Linked DNA regions of Mus musculus: regions 1 and 3 are each linked to region 2. A link is a loop called in an ENCODE intact Hi-C map of the cell type or tissue named here. Cell type or tissue: heart. All regions are shown on one strand. Each heading gives the region's core, and the rest is flanking DNA. Links, peaks and the distances in the headings are about the cores only. Region 1 overlaps Ebf1 (early B cell factor 1). Region 2 holds the start of Ebf1 (early B cell factor 1). Region 3 overlaps Ebf1 (early B cell factor 1).

Evidence for each region. Peaks named below come from ENCODE experiments on the same cell type or tissue, not always from the same donor. Only the 100,000 strongest peaks of a DNase experiment are listed, where the experiment ranks them.
Region 1: a loop joins it to region 2, with 7 times the contacts of the local background. A loop is called at or near these places in 6 of 42 quality-filtered maps.
Region 3: a loop joins it to region 2, with 2.3 times the contacts of the local background. A loop is called at or near these places in 2 of 42 quality-filtered maps.

The regions. Positions count from the first base shown.
Region 1 is chr11:44,682,175-44,689,091 of GRCm38, reverse strand. All of the region lies in intron 6 of Ebf1 (early B cell factor 1), which reads right to left. Among named protein-coding and RNA genes, the nearest start is that of Ebf1, 68 kb to the right of the region's middle. In heart, for the core only: a CTCF peak has its summit at 3,313; a DNase peak (open chromatin) is centred at 2,811; H3K4me3 peaks cover 267 bases; H3K27ac peaks cover 419 bases.
Region 2 is chr11:44,613,468-44,620,384 of GRCm38, reverse strand. Ebf1 (early B cell factor 1) reads right to left here and starts at 2,285. Exons shown (of 16, transcript NM_007897.3): 1 at 2,073-2,285. The coding sequence starts at 2,206. In heart, for the core only: CTCF peaks have their summits at 2,011 and 3,256; DNase peaks (open chromatin) are centred at 2,044 and 3,164; H3K4me3 peaks cover 2,199 bases; H3K27ac peaks cover 1,329 bases; H3K27me3 peaks cover 590 bases.
Region 3 is chr11:44,848,491-44,855,407 of GRCm38, reverse strand. The region is part of intron 6 of Ebf1 (early B cell factor 1); the gene reads right to left. Among named protein-coding and RNA genes, the nearest start is that of Ebf1, 230 kb to the right of the region's middle. In heart, for the core only: a CTCF peak has its summit at 3,374; no DNase peak of the experiment used is centred there.

The DNA of each region.
Region 1 (6,917 bases), core at 1,866-4,365, 69 kb before region 2:
GAAAGGATTCTCTTGGCTGGAAAGATGGCTCAGAAGTATAGATGCTTGTCTAGCAAATCTGGTGACCTGAGTTCAAACCCCAGAACCCATGTAAAAACAGAAGGAGAAAATATACTCTCCAATGTTATCTTCTGTTTTCTACATATATGCCAAGGCACATGTACACACACACCCACCCACCCCCCCCCCCACACACACACGAGACAGGGGAGAGAATAGAGAAAGAGGCAAAAAGAGACAGAAAGAGACAGAGAGAGGGGGAAATTTTAAAGGCTTCTCCAAGAAGAAGTTATTTGTGGGGAGCGGGAGCAGGGGCAGGGTGAACCAGAATGAGCAAGCCAAGACTGTTCTATAGGGAAATCCCTAAAAGAAGAAACAGTAAGTTTCTGAGGCAAGAACAGGTACAGAGTATCAAAAAGAAAGTGAGGCTGAGACTAGTGGATGTTAGGGGGCAGGGGTGGGGTTGGAGACAGAAACACAGATGGACTGACAGAAACATAGACGCTGGAACTTGATGAGGACTGGGCAAGGAAAACAGCAATCAGTCACAAGAATTACTCTATCACCCAAATAAAGCACTCTCAAAATATCTGACACACAGAGTGGGAACCCAGGGCTCTCTAACTTCACGGAACTCAGCCAGGGTTCTGTGAAAAGAAAATCTTCAGCAGTCTGTTTTGCCAAAAAGAAAAACAAATAAATAAAGGGGGGAAAATCAGAATCCTGGAATAATACATGAGAGGCATTATCTTTGGCGGCTACTGTCTAAAGTTTTAAGCCTGGTTAGAGCTGAGTGTGGTACCTGAGAAGGTGACACAGTCTGAAACTTGAGGCCAGCCCGAGCTACACAACAAGACTTTGTCTCAAACAACAACAAAATTCCCACCAGACTAGTAGTAAAATGATTACGTTCCTAATAGAGAGGAGATCAGTGGAAACCAAGTGCAGAAGTTCTCGAAATGTAATTATAGAGCTAGAAGTAGAGACTGGGCTCTGGGTCCCCGTCTTAGTGACTTTTCTATAATTGAGAAGATACCATGACCAAGGCAACTTCTAGAAGCAAGAGTTTATTTGGGTTCGAGTCCATGCACATCATGGTTGGGAGCCTGGTGGCAGGCAGGCAGACAGACATGGCCTTTAAGCAGTAGCTGGAAGCTTACATTCTAATGTGTCCCACAACTACCACAACAAGGAAAAGAGAACACTATAAAATGACACGGGCTTTTGAAATCTCAAAGCCTACATCCAGGGACACAACTCTTCCAACAAGGCCATGCCTATTAATTAATCAAAGTGCAACGTGCTAGGCATAGTTGGGTTGTTTTTCTATTTCCTTTTCCAAATAATCCACCAACTGGGAGCCAAGTACTCAAGTATAGGAACGTAAGGGGCTCATTCTCTTTCAGATACTGCGGTCCCCTACCCTCAGGACAAAAAGCACAATTCTGTCTTATGTATTCTATTTCAAGCCAACTTCCAAGTTTCCAAGCCAAAGTCACACTGCTTGATGTCTTTGAGAAACACATTCTCATAAAGAAATGATTGAAATTACAAAAATAACTGTAAACATGAATGTTTCCTATTTCACTATATATATGAACAATAAAGTGTTTACTATCTACAAGTATTACTAAAAGTGAAAAAAAACAGCATTTTAAACAACAGCAAAATAATGTACTATCCAAAATAATATGGGCTACATAGAGACATGGAAGAATAACTATAAATATATATATGCACATATATTACACATACATATATGCATATACAAAAATTTAAAACAAAGATTAGAATTATACTATCATAACTATTTTAAACATTTTATTTTAGTTTTAATTGCCTCTGTGTGTGTGTGTGTGTGTGTGTGTGTGTGTGTGTGTGTGTGTGTGTGTGTGTGTAAGCAATATGCCTTCCTAACCATTGAGCCATCCTTCCAGCCCCTTATAACTTCATTGAAATGTTAAAAATGAATGTATGGGTTGTTTTTCTATTTTCTTTTTTTTTCCTTTTTCTGTAACATGCTTTTAAAACTTTTTTCCTTGAGATTTAAAATTGATCCATAATGGTCATAGACCCATGCATTTTCATTTATCTTTATATATCAACATCTAGCCAATAAGCTGACCTAGAAGAAACAGTAACTTTTTTTTAACATGTAGATATATTTTTAATTTAAATCTGGTCATAAATTAAATCCAAGAGAGAGGGGTTGGAAAGCCGAATGCCAGATGGGCTCAGGGAAGGCCGCAGGCAGAAGGATGCAATTGTACAGACCCTCAGAGGTTCCTCACTATGGAAAAACACCACGGAAGGGCAGGGAGACAGAATGGAAGGCAGGTACTGAGTGTACTTGGGAAGAAAGAAAGAGTCTGTGTGGTGTGAAGAAGCACAAAAAGCTTGGAGGACAGGAGGGGTGGCTAGCGAGATGCTCCGAGCGCACTGAACAACTCCCCTGAGAATAAAGAGGGTCTAGAGAGCTTGTGGAGAACTGAAATTTCTGAAGACCAGCATGCACATCGTGGGCATGCACATCGTGGGCGTGGAACTGATAGCTGTGACCGGTGCGGCCCAAGGCCTACGGGAAAGTGATTAAGAATATGGGGGACAGAAAGAGGGCTGAAGCTGTAAGAATGGATAACAGGGTGCCACCGTTATAAATGACTACACAGTCTTCTCTAGGAACGTGTCCAGAATCCAGGCGGCCATACATCTGCTCTTAGGTAATCTAGACACTTGGGAGGAGGAGTAAGAAACTCTTTCCTTGCACCCAATCGCAACTGGCTTTATTATGCTAAACGCGCATGTGCACCCAACAATTAAAGCCCTTCGTTTCTAACATTTGTTTATTAGCAGTCCCAAATGTTTCCTGTGCTATATAAAGTTTACCTTTGACTTCAACCGGGGGGAAGTGACGGGTGGAGCCCTGAGAAGGGGAGGAGGGAGACTCAGTAGCTGCGGCTCCACGGCAAGAAAAACATCTCGTTTTTAAAATAATGCATTCAGTCCCGAAGCCCAAGCCTAAAAGGTCGCAAACTCGCGCGAAGCACCAGTGATTTAGGGCTCAGTTCAGCAATGCGTGGAATGTAAAAATACGCGGAAACCGCAACACAGCAGGGATGGCGCTGAGCCTCTGGCAGAAGTCGCCGGTTCCCACACAGGCCTTAAATCTGACCCAGCAATGAAACCTTTAAGATTTCTGTAAAAATAGAATAGTTGGGAAATCTTGGCCACTTTTAGTTAAAAGAAAAACAAAACGGCCATCTTTTCTGGGTGCAATTTGAAAATCTGCCACTATGCTCCCCTCTTGCAAGATATGTTAATGGTAAATTGGGGGAGGGTATTTTTCAATCATCAAACTACATTTTCCCCTTAGGGTTACTTGAACAACGCATTCTAAGATTCTCTGATGTTTGTAGATCTGGTTATGATCCATCAAGAGTCTTGAGAAAGTGTCCAGTCAAAAAACAATGTGTGTGGCAAAGGCTGACTACAAAATACTTACATAGCTATTATGGGACCGAATTATCTTCCACAATGCACACATTTAAGGAACAGGCTAAGCTTATCAGTCTCCCCAGGTCTACATCATATCCAGGACTCAAGTCCAAATCCTTCCAGTCTCGATATCCAGCCTCCTTCTCTCCCATCCACTTCACGGGAAGGAATTTCTCACATCTACTCAAAACAATTATATTTAGAAATCAAGACATACCACTGATGTCTTGGTAAGCACTTCACTGGATTTTCTAGACTGTTAGCCCAATGCTGGCTCAAACCAGGGCTGTGTTTTTAGTCTCTTATCTATGTAGTATTATACTCATTAAGTAGAAGCACTCCCATGCTTTATGTCGGAGCCCAGGTTAAATTATAGATGAATTCCATGGAAGCCTGATCCAGAGTCTGTCTCTTCCCTCCCTCCTTCCTCCTCCCTCCCTCCCCCTCCCTCCTCCCTGTAAGGCATCTATCTCACTAATATTTATTTTGGAATTGCCACCCACAGTATTATGACCCAGGCTTCTGTAAAAAATGTAACGTTCTCGATTAGCACTTGAAATGAGTCTATCCGGACAATGCGCGTTTTGCTCAATGCTTACAACCGAATTATCTCAAGAGGCCATCAAGAGCTCTCAGGTCCTTGTGTTAACTACGTCCTCCATTTAATCCAGCCCCACACAGGCAGAAGAGAAGGCAAGATCTAAACATTACACACAAAGTAAAAGGGAAAGAGCTCAGTCCCCGCCTCCTCTACCCCTCCACCCTCCCACATCTGCCCCTACTCCCAAACTAAATAAAGAGGCCAAGCATCAAAACCCAGACCTGAAAATTTCCAAAGTGGCGATCAACAAATCAGTGTCACGTGACACACGACACTCAGATGCAGTGCCCAAATCCGCACAAGCAGCCACACGGTAAACGGGAAGTGGGGTGTACCCGAACACGCCTTAGGAAGCTCTGCGCGCATTACCCTGCTTTATAGCCATCCCAGCCAATGCACACCACAGGAAAAGCTACTATGAGCTCAAACGCCAGAACCCCAGCTTTTCCTACCCTCCCTAGGAAGGCTAGATCCTGGATACAGAAATGCTAAACGATCAACAGACATAAAGTTAGCACTGCACTCAAAGGCTTGCTGTTTTTCTTTTCTTTAAACATTTCCCTTATTGGAGAGGGGAAGGGAGAAAAGCTTCCTTTCTTGACCCCACAACAAATTCCATTAAACTTCGAAAACAATGCTCTGGGATTCTGGAGGACGCCAACAGGAAACTAGAGGAAAGCTTTACAGAAAAGTTAAAAAACGTGCTTGGTTTTGTTTTGGTTTTCTTCAGAGGGACGGTTGTATCTCAACAGAGAGAGAGAGAGCTCGTGGCAACTGAGAACATAATTAGATTTGAATGTCATGTACTTGTGACTGGGTATATCGCACATCAAAACAGATTTAGCATCCAGTCTGAGCGGCAGAAATGTGCAAATGCCAGTGGCCAGTAAATAATTAATGATCGCCCCCAAAGTTTACAAATGCTTCAAGTGCCCTGCAGATTCAATCCCGTCGGATTTCCAAGTTACTTGAAATTATTGTTCTGTTTTGTGCAATGTTCATGGCGAATTTATCATTGAGACCGGAAGTCTCTTTCTACCTCTCAACCCCTGATATTTGCTTGTTTCTTGGGGCAGTTAATTTATCAGTGTTTCTTATGGGAAAGATAAGGCTTTCCCCCAAAAACCTGTGTGATGAATATGGGCTCAGTGTCACCACCATTGGGTTCCTTATTATAAAATGGGGGTGTTTGGAATGATAGCAGAGCTTATGCCTTTAGTCCATCAGTATCCATAAGTCTTAGGAGAACATTTCTGAAATTTGACCTAGGTGACTAAAATTCATCACTGAAAAAAAAAATGTGCTTCAAAATGTGATTTGATATTGAGTTTATTTGGGGAGCTCTGAAAATGTGCATTTTCTCCTTCTTAAAAACAAAAACAAAAAACAAAACAAACAAACAAATCTTGCCCCCCCCCAATGCAAAAAGGATTAATCTTGATTGTGAAATCAAGAAACAAAGATGCAGGCCTATTGTGCAATAATCAGCCCACATCTCAATGAATAAGTAATATTTCTCACAAACCCAAGTTAGATAGTGGATTTATTTAACCTCTTGGGGTCAGGTAATAAATACTAAGTGAATTATTCAGCCCAATGGCTAATCAATACAATTCCATGATATATTTTTTGTGTTTCATAAAAGGTTGTACACTAAAGGCAGTGAGCAATTATGGAAATTGGGCCGGCGCTCCTCTCAATCCCTCTCCCGCTTGAAACCCCAGCAGGCCACCTAGACAGCAAATCGATTAGTGCTCCAGTGAAGCCGCTCAGCGACCCTTGACCTCCTTCTAGCAGGCCTGACAGAAGAGAGAGTATTTTATATTTATTTTATTGAATTAACTCCATCTTGCCTGTACCAACGCTTTGCACATACTAGGCTGGCAAACTACAAGCGCCTTCACCGTCTCCCCACTCCCCTGCTAAGAAAGCCCCGCCCCCTGCCCCCGAAGATTTCTTTGTTCTGGCTTCCCTTTCACTTTTGGCCTCAGCGTTGGATTCCAATCCACCCTGGGACTCAAGGAGGAGTCCCAGGTAATAACATTAAAGAGCAGGGCACACGTGCAGGCTGCCCCAGGTTCCTGCCTACCTAGCGGATTCAGGAGACTGTGCTACCCTCCTCCCCCTCCCCACCCCCGTAAAGACAAGGACCACTCCATAATAGCTGGCTCACCATCAAGCTATCCCGGAACGGATAAGGAAACAGCAATAGTTGAAAACATTTCCCACTGGAAAATCCAAACAAAATCAGAAGCTATCGGGAGTCTCTGTTCTTATGTCCTAATTATATTATTGCCTCTTTGAAGCTATAAGAGATGGAGAACCAGGGTAATGAGAATGAGCCAGCTGAGTTACTAGCCTTATTTCTTTATAACACACACACACACACACACACACACACACACACACACACAATAATCAGAAAGGACTCAACTGCCATCAACAACCACAAGCTGGTAACAATCACCAAAACTCTTAACTTTGACTTCTGCCAAACGGAACAGCAGTTAGAAATAACTATAAAGTAACCAAAGCAACTATAAGGAGAAAGTGTCAAAAAAAAAAAAAAAAAAAAAAAAAAAAAACAAAAGCAACAAAAAAGTAAACCTGACAATTCTGGAGACTAAGCAACTGAAGTATCCGCAGAAACAGTCATAACTCACAGTAGTGAAAGGTGTTGGACTATATCTGAGGGAGGAAGCATAGGACAGCGGTGCGTTACCTAGGTGATAGAATTCAGTTAACCCAACACCAAGTATGGTCCTTCCTTCCACCTACACTAGCTGCAGACTCTGGCTAAGTGGCTGCAGCATCTCTAAGC
Region 2 (6,917 bases), core at 1,956-4,455:
TAAGCCAGACTGTGTCCCGCATCCCCCTGTCACCCAGGACACGCGAGCGAACCCCCCCAACACCCACCTTCTCTGCTCCCAAAACATCCCCTGGGCTCCTTCCATGACCCATCAGGAGCTCAAGAGCGGCTGACGAACCGGACAAATGCCACTCATGTCCCTGTCCTCCCCTTCCAGAGACAGCGGGTCATCAGAACTCAGAGGTGTGGAAGTTTTGTTTGGGTTTTGGGTGTGAGATGAAACGCTACAATCTTTACTCCACTTGAAACGCGCTGCGTGGAGAGGAAACGTGACCGTGGGTGAAATGAGACGGGGTTAAAGAGAAAGTGCGCAATTTACTACTTCGAAGGCCAGGGCGTGGGAATAGGCTCCGACTACGCCTCCAAATCTCGCAAGTAAGTGGGCAGGTGGAAATGCATGAAGGCATGCTAGGTTGTTCGCTGCCTCAGCCACCCTCCAGGAAACTCCCTAGCCTCGGCCAGCTGATGGTACCCGACCTCAGCACGCTAATTTTCTACACAAACGGCAAGCAAGCGGAGAAGGGTCCCTGATTGGGACTCGCGGCTATTAGAAATGATCGATCGCCATGGGAAAGAGAACTGGGGCGTCTTGTTTTACTGTTGTAAGTGACTGTTGTTGTTTGGTTAATTTTTTTTTTAAATAAAAGACCTGTCTTGCCAAAGTTTTGCCATTCTGAGAAATCCTCCTCACACATTCCAGAAACCCAAAGGGCCAAGGCTTCTTGGCTGAGAAGATCCGCGGGGGACTGGAGAATAGGATGCCCGGGGGCACCACAATGACAGCCCAAACTGCCGGACACTATCGGACAACACACACACACACACACACACACACACACACACACACACACACACACACTTTCGCTTCTAGCCTAGTTACCCAATTCACTCTCACTACCAACCACTCCCAACCCTGTGCTCATGGGGATGGAAACAGTATAGGACAGTTGTCCCTAGCCCTTCCCCCCAAAAATGGAAAGATGGAACTACTCCCCATTCCCCTTCTGCACCCTTTATGTCTAATGGAGCCTGGGCCCACAAAGTTTTCCCCGAAGCCCAGGTGGTGGCCAGCAATGAAAAGGGCAAGGTACCATTTCTCACTTGGGACTAGGAGCCCCTGGACAGGGCACTGGGTGTGTCCAGGGAAGTTCCTCAAGTTGGTCTCCAAGAGCATGGCCTCCAAATCACTCAGTGTAGGATCTGGAGAGTGGGAGAGGGACTGGGGAAGGCCAAGGTGACAGTGGATGAGGGTGGCTTTTAGGAGATGTGAAAATTAAAGTTGGAAATCACTATTCTACAGGCAGACTGAGAAAAACTGAAGGCTAAGAAGTGGAGAGAGGAGAGAGTAAAGAACCAGATAGGAGAAATAAGAGGAGACTCCAAGAAGAAAAATGGAGAGAGAGAGAGAGAGAGAGAGAGAGAAACGGGGGAGAGAGCCAGGTGAGGAAAGAGAAGAGAAAAACGAAGAGTGAAACTGAGAAAGAAGGGGGGAAAAGAGTGGAGAAGGACAAGAAAAAATTAAAGAAGGTAGAAAAGGGAAAGGAAAGATAGGGGGAAAGGAAAGAATTAAAGAAGGTAGAAAATAGAAAGGAAGAAAGGGGGAGAGAAGAAAATTAAGTAGGAAAAAAGAAAAGAGGGAAGAAGAAAAAGGAAAGAACTGAAGCGAAATAAAGGGGAAAGGAAGCGAAGAGAAGGAGAGGAAAAGGGAAAAATATAACCACACAGAAAAGAAAACAAGCGGTCAGAAAAGCGCAGCTATCCAACACCGAGCTGCAGAGACGCCTCTTCTGGGTTAAAACAAAACGAAAACACTCGCAGATGGGGCTGCGGAAAGTGCCGGCAAAGCTTGGGCTCGGCTCCCTCCAGCAGCTCGCTGATCTCTGGCCACCCGGCGACGAGTGCTGCGCAGCCGAGGAGCGCGGAGCTCGGGCGGCGAGCGCAGCGCAGCGGCAGACGCACTCGCGTGGCCAGGCCCCGGGTAGCCGCGCCGCCGTCTCCGGGCTCTCCCGCTAGCCGGTGGCCTCTCCTCCACGGTCCCCCAGCGGTACCCACCTCTGCGCCGCTGTGTTGGCGTCCAGCACCCCGGCGCCCTGCATCCACGTCCGCACCGCGTTCATGCCGCTGCCCAGCGGCTCTTCCTTCATACTGCTTCCACTCCGTTGGATGCTTTCCTGGATCCCAAACATGAAAACAACCTTTTCTTGTGGAAAAATCTCCTCCCCTTTGAAAATATTTGAAAAAAAAAAAAAGGAAAAAAAAAAAAAAACGCCAACCACAGATTTTTTTTTTTTTTTTTGAGTCGATGAGACTCGCGCTACATCAAGGCGGGCTGAAAAGCAAAATTTTTAAAAATGTAAACCTTCGCTCAAAACTGAGCGATAACAAGGAGGGGGGCGAGGGGAAAAAAAAAGAAAGGGAAAATCCAACGAAAAGACCAAAATTAAGAAAAAACAGAGATATATGCCTGGCTGTTGGGGGTTGTTTGGTTGGTTGGTTTTGAGTTTGGGTGCTTTTTTTTTCCTTTTTTTTTTTTTTTTTTTTTTTTTTTTTTGCTTTTTTTTTTTTTTTTGCCTTTTTTTTTTTCTTTTTGTAGTAATCACAGGCCGTTGGAGAACAGGAGGGGCTGGAGTTTCCTTTTGTAGCGGTACCTTCACTTGAAGAAGCAGGAAGAAAAAAAACCACCCTGATGACAATTTAAGAAACAATAGATACGACTCTCGAAGCCGGCTTGGCTACTTGAAGTGTCATTTTCCACAACCAGGCAAGTTTTTTTCTCTCTCTTTTTTCCTCCTCCTCTCTCAACCAAAGATGTTTCTTTCCTTTCCGTGCGTGTAGATGAGGACGCTGGTTGCTGTAGACAGATACACCGGAGGGGGGGGGGGGAAGGGGAGAGAGAGGGAAAGAGGAAGGGGGGAGGGAAAGAGATAGAAAAAGAGAGGAGAGGGAGAAAGAGAGGGGTGGACCCTGCTGGATGGAGATTCTGTTTTCTCCTTGCTAAAATAGAAGTGATTTGCAGGCTCTCCCTGTGGAATCCAGTTTGACTCTCCCCAGAGCTAAACACAGGCACACTAACCCCAAAGGGAAGGAGGCGGGGCCCTCGCAGCCTAGACACGCCCCTTCTTTGCATAACGTCATCCTTCCGCCTTATCACAGCCAATCGCAGCTCCCGAGCTGGCTTGTTCACAGAGCCTGGCCACACTCCCTCATTAACATCCTTCTCCTTGTGGCGCAGGGGAGCCGCCAAAGTTCCCGGCAAAGTGGCGAGCAAGGGATCTCTGAGCTCTAGCGTCTAAACTGGAAGGAGCGTGGCCTTAGAGAGCGAGAGAGGGGGCAGAGGGAAGGAGATGGAGGTATCCTGAGTCGAAGGGGTATGCACCATGGCAGTTCTTAAGCATCCCTTCCGAGCCCTGAGCGCGACGGAGGCGTACTGACTGCGTTCTCTTTGGGCAGACGCCTAGTCCCTTGCTTGCCTGTCCTGGGACTTCGGGGGCAAACGTGGAGGAAAAAAGGACTGACCAGGCAGAAAAGGCAGGATGCCCATCCCAGGTGTCCAGCTCTTCACTCTGAAACAAGGGTGGCGGGATGAACTTTATGTGCGCGAGATCGAGACTTGAGGGCACTCGGAAGACATTATCTCCGTGTCAGGAGAGGTAGAGAAACCTAAAGCCCCAACCAATACGACTTTAGTAGACCGCAAGGGAATGGGCATTCTAGACTCAGTCTTCAGCAGGCTTCTGAAATGCCTCTAACTCTGGTGCTAACCCAGACACGAATGCTGTTGGGCGCGGTTTTCACTCGGTCACTACTCTCCAGAAGTCCCTAAGAGTGAATGAGTCTCTGGGGCTATGCAGCCTGCGACTCTAAATATCTTCAGATCCTCAGTCCCTTCTCCTGCTCCGCAAAGTAGCTTTATTTTTCTTTAACAACTGCAGCAAGGGTGTTGCCTTCTCTGATTAGTTGGTTATTTGGCACACAAAGTTCTTTCTGTTAAAGGGGAAGGGGGCTTGAACCAACTTCCATCACAGCCATAGGGAGAGAGACTGGGATGTAGAGAAGAGAGATGAGAGGTTGGGAGGGAAACGGGGAGAAGAGGAAGTGGATAAGGTGGAAGAATGTAAGGGGAGGAAGGAAGACAGGAAGAAACGGAGGGAGAAGAGGGTAACTTGTCTCCCATCTCAGGCCTATTGACCTTTGTGTTATGGCTAAGGAGGAAATGAGTGGAGGTTTATGGGTAATATGCCTACCCCATCATTTAAAAAAAATGGTTGCAGCGTTTAATAAGCTCGTGGTAAATGTATCATTACTCTTAGAGGACATCCTGGATGCAGCCAAGGCTGCCAAGGACTCCTTGGGGGGAAATTCTTTGCCTGAAATCCAGATTCCCTTTTCTGCTGGTCTTCCTTGGCCCTTTGATTTATAAAATGTATTGCAGTCAGTGACGGGAAGGAACACACATCCCTGTTGAATGGAACAATTGAGGCCAGCAAGCATTCTGGTTGCTGGGTCTGTCCAGGGAGGAAAGTGGAGCCCCTTTGTGATGAAAGAGTGGGTGGGTGTATTCCAAGACTACAGGTTGACTGCATGGCCACTATCTTCAGACATAACTTTATCTACTATAGCTCCCAGACTATTTATCTAGACTACAGATGTGCTGGGACATTTCTTTCTGGTCCCATAATTAATGCCATCTCCTCCAAGCCATCTCAGCAGAGATCATCTGATCCACCAGGATCCTCATAGCATATACTAGAGTTTCTAGTACACAGTAGGTGCTGTGTGTGTGTGTGTGTGTGTGTGTGTGTGTGTGTGTGTGTGTGTGTGTGTGTGTGTAAAAAGATGAGTTATATGCTGGTAGACACCAGAACATTCTCCATCTCTATAGATTTTAAATGCACAATTGAAGCTGGGCCTCTTTAAACTTTTTCAAAGCTCCAAGCTGTGCTGATGTCCCAGACCCAGGATCCTCTTAACGTCAGGAGTACACAGAATAAGCCCCTTCCTTAAGTTCAGTGGTGACCCTTCAAGGTAGGGGCATCAGGAAGCATTGGCCACCCTTCTACAATGGGTCCCAGGAAGCCCTAGCTTAAGACTTAGGCTTAACTCTTCTTAACTGCTTGAGTCTCCACTTTTCAGTAATCAAGCCAAAACATTAAAAGTTGAATGTAGTGGGGTAGATGTTCCAGTGATGCACACAGTCAAGAAAGGATCATTGCCCGAATGAGGAGAAACACAGTCACATTGAGGCCTGTGGTTAACAAGAGTCACAAAGAACATAGTCCTCCAGAGGAGGTCGGAGGTCGGCTACAAAGGATCCTGGTGTCAGTCAGCACATGAAACCCACTATCCAGAAAAGAGAAACTGGAACAGAGAATGACAGCTATAGCAGCCCAATTCTCCAGAAATTAACTAAAAAGGAAGCAATTTTTATATCCATAAGCCAGAGGAGGAGGAAGAAGAGGAGGAGAGAAAGGGGAGGAGGAGGAGAGAAAGGGGAGGAGGAGGAGGAGGAGGAGGAGGAGGAGGAGGAGGAGGAGGAGGAGGAAGGGGAGGAGGGGGGAGGAGGAGGGGGGGAGGAGGAGGAGGAGGAGGAAGGGGAGGAGGGGGGAGGAGGAGGGGGGGAGGAGGAGGAGGAGGAGGAAGGGGAGGGGGGGAGGAGGAGGAGGGGGGAGGAGGAGGAGGAGGAGGAGGAGGAGGAGGAGGAGGAGGAGAAGGCAGTGATGGTGGTAAAGAGAGGGAGGCAAGAATCTTTGGATAGCCCTAATTCCCTTTGGCTTGACAGGCAGCCAACACCTCACCTGGGATAGTGGGCATATTTCACTTTCATTAAGCAAAGTGCATTTGTAGATTTTCATCTGGGTGAATTGCCTTTTAACGTGGCTTCTGCATCCAATAATAAATGTTTAAGTATAAGGAAGCCAAAAGGAAGTGGGAGAGAGAGAGAGAGAGAGAGAGAGAGAGAGAGAGAGAGAGAGAGAGAACTCTCTCTCTCTCTGTGTGTGTGTGTGTGTGTGTGTGTGTGTGTGTGTGTGTGTGTGTGTGTGTGAACATTCAGATACCTGGGCCTCCTTCACAGCTGCAGGACCAGAGCCTCTGGCATTGGTACCTAGGAATCTATATTTAAAGACATTTAAAAATTCTTGCCTTCTCCCCAAACAAAGAGACAGGGAAGGAGCCACTGTAAAGGAATATGTTTCTTCTAGAATGATGTTTTCCTGTCGAACTTCTGGCAGATTCTTCAGCTGTGGCTGGAGAGATGGGGTGGTGGTCATGGATAGGTTCTCAGAGGGTCCACACTACCAAGTGGGGTTGCCCAGCTTCTCAGGTCCCCCAGTGCTGGAGGAAGTTGAGGCTAGGGCCCAAGAATTCCCTCCCCCTGTGCTCTTCAAGCCCAACCAGTGGCACCCAGGCCATCTCGAACTTCTGTAGACCCAGACCCCCTTTCATGGGGCATATAAAATGATGCAATAACTTCTAGGGGCTCAGGTAAAATTATGCTCCCCTGCTTGCCTTTCAGTAAAAAGAAAGACCCCCCTGAATTGAGTGGAACTGGGATCAGAAGGAATGTCCCAAGAAAAGAGGGGATGGCTTTTGCTTGTCTGCCCCCAGGAGGCAGGCTTGGGACTTGTCCTGAAGCGTGTTCTACTTTTCTCTTTTTGAGGACCCCCCACCCAACAGTCGGGGAACTGCCCCCTCACCTTTTTTAGCTTTCTTGCCAGAGGTAGCTGCGACCCCAGTGGGACAACGGGCTCTTCATCCAGTGCTGGGTAGAACTGGAAGTGGGCGACAAAGCGCCTAAGCTCAAAGGCCCTCTGAGAGCTTCTGGGGAGTTGCGGGCCACTAGACGTCTGAGATGTGTGACTGGGACAGGCCGAAGCCAGGCCACTATCAAGGGAACCC
Region 3 (6,917 bases), core at 1,898-4,397, 240 kb before region 2:
TTCGGAGGACCCAAGTTCCCCTGGGGAGAGAGCATCTCTCCAGCCACACACCTTGCACCCTTCCTTTGAGAGGCCTCTCTCTGTGTACCCATCACTGTCATGTTTACTAAGAGTGAGATGTGATGCTAAGTTCTTACTGAAATAAATATTTTTTAAGAGTAATCAATAGCCAGATAGATTAATTAATTTCTCAGTTGTTACTGAAGGGCTGGGAAGATGGTTTTGTCAATAAAGTGTTCTCCCTGCAAACATGAGGATCTGAGTTCAGATTCTCAGCAGCCTTGTAAAAACAAAGAAACAAAAACTAGGTCTATGGAAAGCTACAATAGGTCTGCCTGTGTCTCTTTTTGAGTTTTCTTGCCTCTCTCCAGGATGGCCCCTGCTGTTGGCTCTCTTTTCCTCAAATTATGCCAACAGGTATGATAAGATCACAGTGCCTATAGTTTATGCCCCACCTCCTAGGCAGTCTCCACCCACAACCATTTCCCTGAGCCCTTCAAGTGTTTCAAATATTTTTAGTAAAGAGAACTCTTCTCATATGAAGATAGTCATGTTGACAACCTCTTCCCAAGTACAAACAGCCTGGGAAGACATGCGATTTCGTGTAGGTTGCCTTGAACTATGGGATCAAGTTTGCATGCACTCTGGCGTGATGACAGTTCTTTCTTTGCCAAGATGACTCAGAGCACAGACTGCCTTTCCACGATGGTCACTTTATTTCTCTTCAAAAGACTGCTGCAAAGCAGACTAGTAGAATACTTACCTAAGTGTCAGGCTTTGGAAAATGAATACTGTTTTGTAAGAGTCATGGCTCATGTCAACTGGAGGTTACTACTTGCGATGTAGCATGCTTAGTGCACGCTTTATTTTAATCTTCACAACCGCTTCCCACTCCCTCAACCATTCACCCACTCTCCACCTCTGCCCCAGTTCTCCAGATAAAAAGCAGCTGAATCATTGAGATATTAAGTAACTTGCCTTCCCACAGAGAGTTCATGGCAGAGGTAGATGTAATTTGAATGCAGGGGGTTGTCTGTGGTCCTATGAACTAGAGCAGGACTCTTTGTGAATGGAGATACTCATTGCCACGGGAAGGTCCAGCAGTCAACCCACACAACGATATGGTATTTTTCTTATTCCTTAGACACTGTGCAGTGAACTTTCCATAAATCTATCTAGTTAAAGGAACAGAACCAAATAAAACCGTCTTCTGCCCCCAAAGCAATCATCCCTCTCCTCCACGATGTCAACTAAAATCTACCCCAGCACCTTCTTTTCCTCTCTTTCTGCTTCAGAGCTCACAAAACTAGTCACACTATCCTTCCCCCTTCACACCAGCAGCCTCTCTATTCTATTGTATTTGCTGCCAGAATGCTCTCTTGTTAAATTAGCTCTTGGGTTCCTTCCCAACATAACAGGGAATTCACGGTCAAATATCAAAGGTCTCGCCATCCCCCTGACTCTCCCAAATGAATATCCCAATCTCTGCCCTGTTTCCACCATCATCAGAATGTCACAAACATACAACCATGTTCCATTTCCCTACTGTGCCTAAAATGACATACACAGTCATAAATTTTGGTCTGAATGAAGTTTGGAAGACCAGCATTTTTACCAACATTCCAAACACAATCTTTTTGGTGCTGTTCATCATTGGGCTGGAAGCCGGCTTTGGACTATTTATACTCTTTGAATTATTCCCAGTTCTTCCTTCTGAAACTAAACAGAAAAGCTGGCCTAAGTGCTTCAGGGCTTCAAATAAGACAGTCCACTCGCCAACAGTCTCAAGATCATGGCAAGTATCAGCCTTTGATAGCAGCGAGGGGGGCACTGGGCATTGAACACCGATCGCTTGCTTTTGGTAGAGTGCTTTAGAAGTTGTTTTTTGGTCTCCACTAGTAGAAGGGTCAATGTCTTTGCTGGGATTGTGACAAGCTTCTCCAGAATGAGAGCACTTTATTATCACATTAGTACGAGGGAAAGTCACATAATTAACAGAATTTATCCTCATTTACTCAGTAAAGGCACTAATATTCTAGCTCTCTGTCTCTCTCTAATTACTTTCTTTAACACAACTTTTTTTCTACCCACAAGTTGACCCTTCTTGGGCTCATCTGCAGAAATGTGTTAAAACTTCTTTTTTTCCATCTTCCCTCTCTATTTAAGTCGCCAGACTCTATTCATTTCAACAAGCAGAAGAAGTGCGCTGAGGTCTGTCATAGTTCACACAATGCCTTTGAATTAGCAGGTGTGACAGCATCATGCTTTTGCTAGGGATCCTCTGTTCCGAGGAAGTGATGACAGCCACCAGAATTACTGTTAATTGTAATGTGACGCTGGCACTTCAGCGGCGTTGTGTGGTGGCGAGCAAGCATTGGTTCGGGTGTCTAAGAAACTCAGAAGCCGAGAGGCCACACTGCTTTAAAGAGAACTGAGGCTAACCTCCTTCATGGTGCATTCTCACAGATGATGTATTTGTGCGTGTGTGCGCACGTGCACACACACACACACACACACACACACACATACATACACACATACACGGATATGTGTATGTCAAAATGAACCCACCCTTAAATAGTAAAGTCATTATTAGATTACCAATGTTAATACCTATATCTATCTATCTACATCTACACCTACATCTACCTATATATCTATATACCTATACCCTTTCCCTCCCCCTCCTTTTTTTTACTCTTAATGGGTAGATGTCCATATGTGTGCACCTCTATGTATCTGATGGAGCAAAGGTCTATGTCTGGTATCTTCTTTAATCATTTTCTACCGTATCTCTTGAGATGGTCTCTCTTTGAATCTGGAATGTGCCTATTCAACTGTACTAGCTGGTCAGCAGTGTCCGGCCATCTCCCTGGCTCTGCCTCCTCCCCAGTGCAGGAATTACAGGTACACTCCCACCATACCCAGCTTGTATGTGCCAGAGATGAAGGAATTTAGTTTCGCATGCTTGAATGGAAGAACTTTATCAATGAAGCCATTTTCCTGAACCCTTTTAAAAATAGCTTTAAGGCAGCTAAGTATGAGGGACAGAAAAGCCAAGGTTTAAATGACAAACATTTAGTGGAGGCTGAATGTCTGCTGCCCTGTTTCCAAAACACAAAATAAAGCAATGTGTACCTTATTCAATATTAACATATTCTACACCATAGTCAGGAAGATGGTTAGAAGAAAAGATATAGAGTGATGCAGAGGTAGCTATTTCACTGGTAAAGAAAGGAAAATCCTCAGAGCGATGCTCAGAGTGGAACTGAGCTAGAAACAGTCAGACAGTGGCGAGCATGGATGGCTGCCCTACTTCCTTCTCCTGGGAGTCTCTGAAATGGAAAGTCCTAAAGCTCTGCTGCCTGAGCCACACAGAGGATGGAAGAGAGAGTGCAGCTGCCACTTCTGTTTTCCTGGACTCTTCTCCATCCTCACTACAAAAGACACTGTCCCCATGATGTGGAAAAAGAGTGGCACCCATTTTACCAAGGGAACACGCAGCAGACCTGGAAAGCATTCTTCTCAGGGTGTCTCAGTAGTCTGCTCAGAATGTCTTCCAAGTTTTAGCTCAATTATTCTCTTTGCCCACAACTCATTGCTCTGCCTCTTGAAGTCCCTCCACACTTCTAGGTCTGACTGGGATAATTTTGGACCACGCTGATTTCTCTATTCAGAGTAAATGTTTTATTCCTCCATGTACCTAAGTGTTCAAGGTAGATAAGTATCTTTTTCTCATGGTATTTGCCTGGATCATTTCATATTTATGGTATCTTAGTACCATCCACACATTTGTGAACACCTTCAAGAGATTTGCGGGGATCTAGGTTCTGTGTAACTTCAAGGACAACACTGAGGGTCTCCAAGCTAAAACTAATTCATTTTTTCTTCCAAAACTGCCTTCATATAGCCTTGGACCAAATACCTCATTGTTCTCTCAAAGTTTGTCATTTCCCACTTCCAAGCTATGACACACTGTTTCTTCTGCTCAGAATGTCTTCTGTCTAATAGAAGGGAGGCTACACCAAATCCACCATGACCACCATGATCACCATGACCACACTGACCCAAACAGCATCATCTACATGCCCACAGGCTTTGCTCATATTGCCCTGATCCCTTGTTGCCCAGGAGTTGCTCATCTGCCCTCAGGACTGAGCTTTATACAATCGTGTGTCCTTGACAGTGCTCACTTGAAGGCTCTTTGTGCATCACAGAGTACAGAATAGTCAGTGGTCAAAGATTTTATTTTATGATCTACAGAGACATGGGGCAAATATTCACGAATGAATTGCCAATAAATTTCATCTAGTGATAATGAGATCATCGTGGTTGTTATTGATCTTATTCAAATCACTGCTAATTGGGTATTTACTATATGCAAAGTAAGTTAGTAAAGGTTTTACTAATATTACTTCATTAAATCCTCACAGCAACTCTTAGAATAGCATTTAGTAGGGTCTGGTTTTTCTTTTTATTTCTTTTCTTTTTTTTCTGTATTGTGATTATACCTAGGACCTTGCATATTCTAGGCACCGGCAAGCAAGTCCTCTACCATGGACCTGCATCCCAGCCCCCTGTTCATTCTTTATTCTAAGACGGGGTCTCACTAAATTGGCCAGGCCAGCCTTAACTCACTCTGATGTCATAGAGATGGTTTATGAGAAATCTTGAACTAACTCGAATCCAAGTCTCAATGAAGATTCGAGCGAGTTGAGCACACTATCTCACTGACCGAGAAAGTCAAGGGCATGCCAGTGAAGACCCACAGGGAAGGCTGATTTCTCCCTGGCCACCTACTCAGCTTGGCCAAGAGGGAGGCTCTAGAGCATAAAAGTGATCCCATTCAGAGTATGAAAATGATGATGCGAAAAAGAGTCGCTTTTTATGGTTTTTAAGGATCACGGAGTGGCTGCCATTTTAGCAGGGTACTTTTAATGCAGCTGAGTCCTCTTTGATTTAGAATGATAAAAGTCTCCCAGCCTCCTCTCTCCCTCAATTTGCTGCCCTTGCTCAGTCTACAAGATCGGATTAAACGTGTAAAGTTGCTTGAGTCTCTGCAGAACAAACAAGCACAAGTGCTGACTGTCTCTATTTCTCCATCAACCCCTGTTCCTGATGCATCTGCCTTGAGGCACAAATCTCTGCCTCCAAAATCCTGGCATCATTGCCCTCACGTTCACCCCAGTGCCCTGCACAGATGCAAACCCAGGCCTCTCACCTCCAGCTGTTCTTCCACAGCAGAAGACATGCCTTCCAGAGCTGGGTAGATTAACCTCCAGGATGACTCTAAGTTTTAGCTTTAGCCTCCCTAAAGCCTCAACAAAAACTTTTAACAGCCAAGTCTGATTTAAGATCTTAACTGTAAGTCTCCTCTCTCCTCCTGCACTCACTAAAGGGATGGGTAGGATCAAGGCTGCCCTTTTCTGTTGCCTGTGCCCTTCAGTCCCTTGAGAAATGGAGGCAGTGGATAAGAACTTATGTCAGCATGAGCCTCATGCAAAGGCAGGCTTAAAAAAAAAAAAAAGAAAAAGAAAAGGAAAAAACTCCACTGAGAAGGGAAGAAAGGTATTATTAGTGTCTTCTGTCATAGGCAAAGCACTAAAAAGAAACTTTGGGTGGGAATTTCAGAATATATTTGAAGCAAAATCACCCATTTACAGACATGAAGCCAAAACTGTAATATTTAAAAAAAAAAAAAAAATCCGTCTCTGACTCATGTTCAGTCCGTTCTTAGAGCCCTCTGGATCAGCAACTGAGCCTCTCAATGAGAACTTATCTCCTTTTCACTCAAGTGAGGATCTACTGGAGTATTTTCTAAAGTAAATAAATGGCCACAAAGAAAGGGGGAAAAAACCAGTAGAGAATGAAGTCTCTCAAGAACATCCCTGACAAAATAAACCCTGTGTTTATGTGCACTCTCTTTCATTGCCCCAGCCAGAAATCTTTCCTGCAACTTAAAACCGGCAGCTCAGGGGTTGAGAGAAATGTCCGGAATTAGCTTAGTCAAACGTTGCTCTAAACAGATGATCCTCTGATGTCTAACAAGCTCCCAGGGCCAGGGCAGTCTAGCTTGACTTGGCATTAGCTGCCTTCTGTGCCATTATGCACATGACAGTTTTAGATGCTATACTTTAAAATAATGTTTAGATTTTTTTTCCTGGCTATGAAGACCAATATCTTTATTCAAAAAAATATATATATTGAGGGCATGTGAGATTGATTAGCTACTAAAAGCACTTGCCACACAAAACACATAAAGATAAAGAGGGAGAAGAAACTTCACAAAGTTGCCTTCTAACCTCTATAGGCACACTGCTGTGGTACAGGTATGCACAGATGTGTGTATACAACAATAAAAAGACAAACCTCCCAAATTAATAGTAAATAAAAACTTTCTCTACTGCCCATTTCTTCTATTTTTAAATGTGTATATGAATTTTATAACCACATATATAATTTTATATCCTAGAGTAATCTTCAAAGTGTCACTTAGTTTTACTCAGTGACATCTCTGTAAAATTATTACATCATCACTCAATTTTCCATTATTGATTACATCCAAGTTTTCACTATTATAAATATTATTTTGTTGAACATCTCTGTAGGTAGGATTTTATTTGCAAATCTAAGAATTTCTTTAAAATTATTGCCTAAAGCAGGATTCATTGACTCAGAGTGGCAAACTGTTGAGCGAGCAGAAAATTGTTTCTTCTAACAATTCTGGCAAAAGCCACCGTAATCTGAGATCCAATAACACTAAGTTGACAAAACACCAAAAACTAGTCCTCTCTATAACCTATAGAGCAGGGATTTTTGATAGCTTGGGTTTTTTTGGAGACACCCAAGTATATAAAAGATAAACTAACCACAGGGAAGCAAATAGCATGTCTTGCACATTTACTCCTATGTACAGC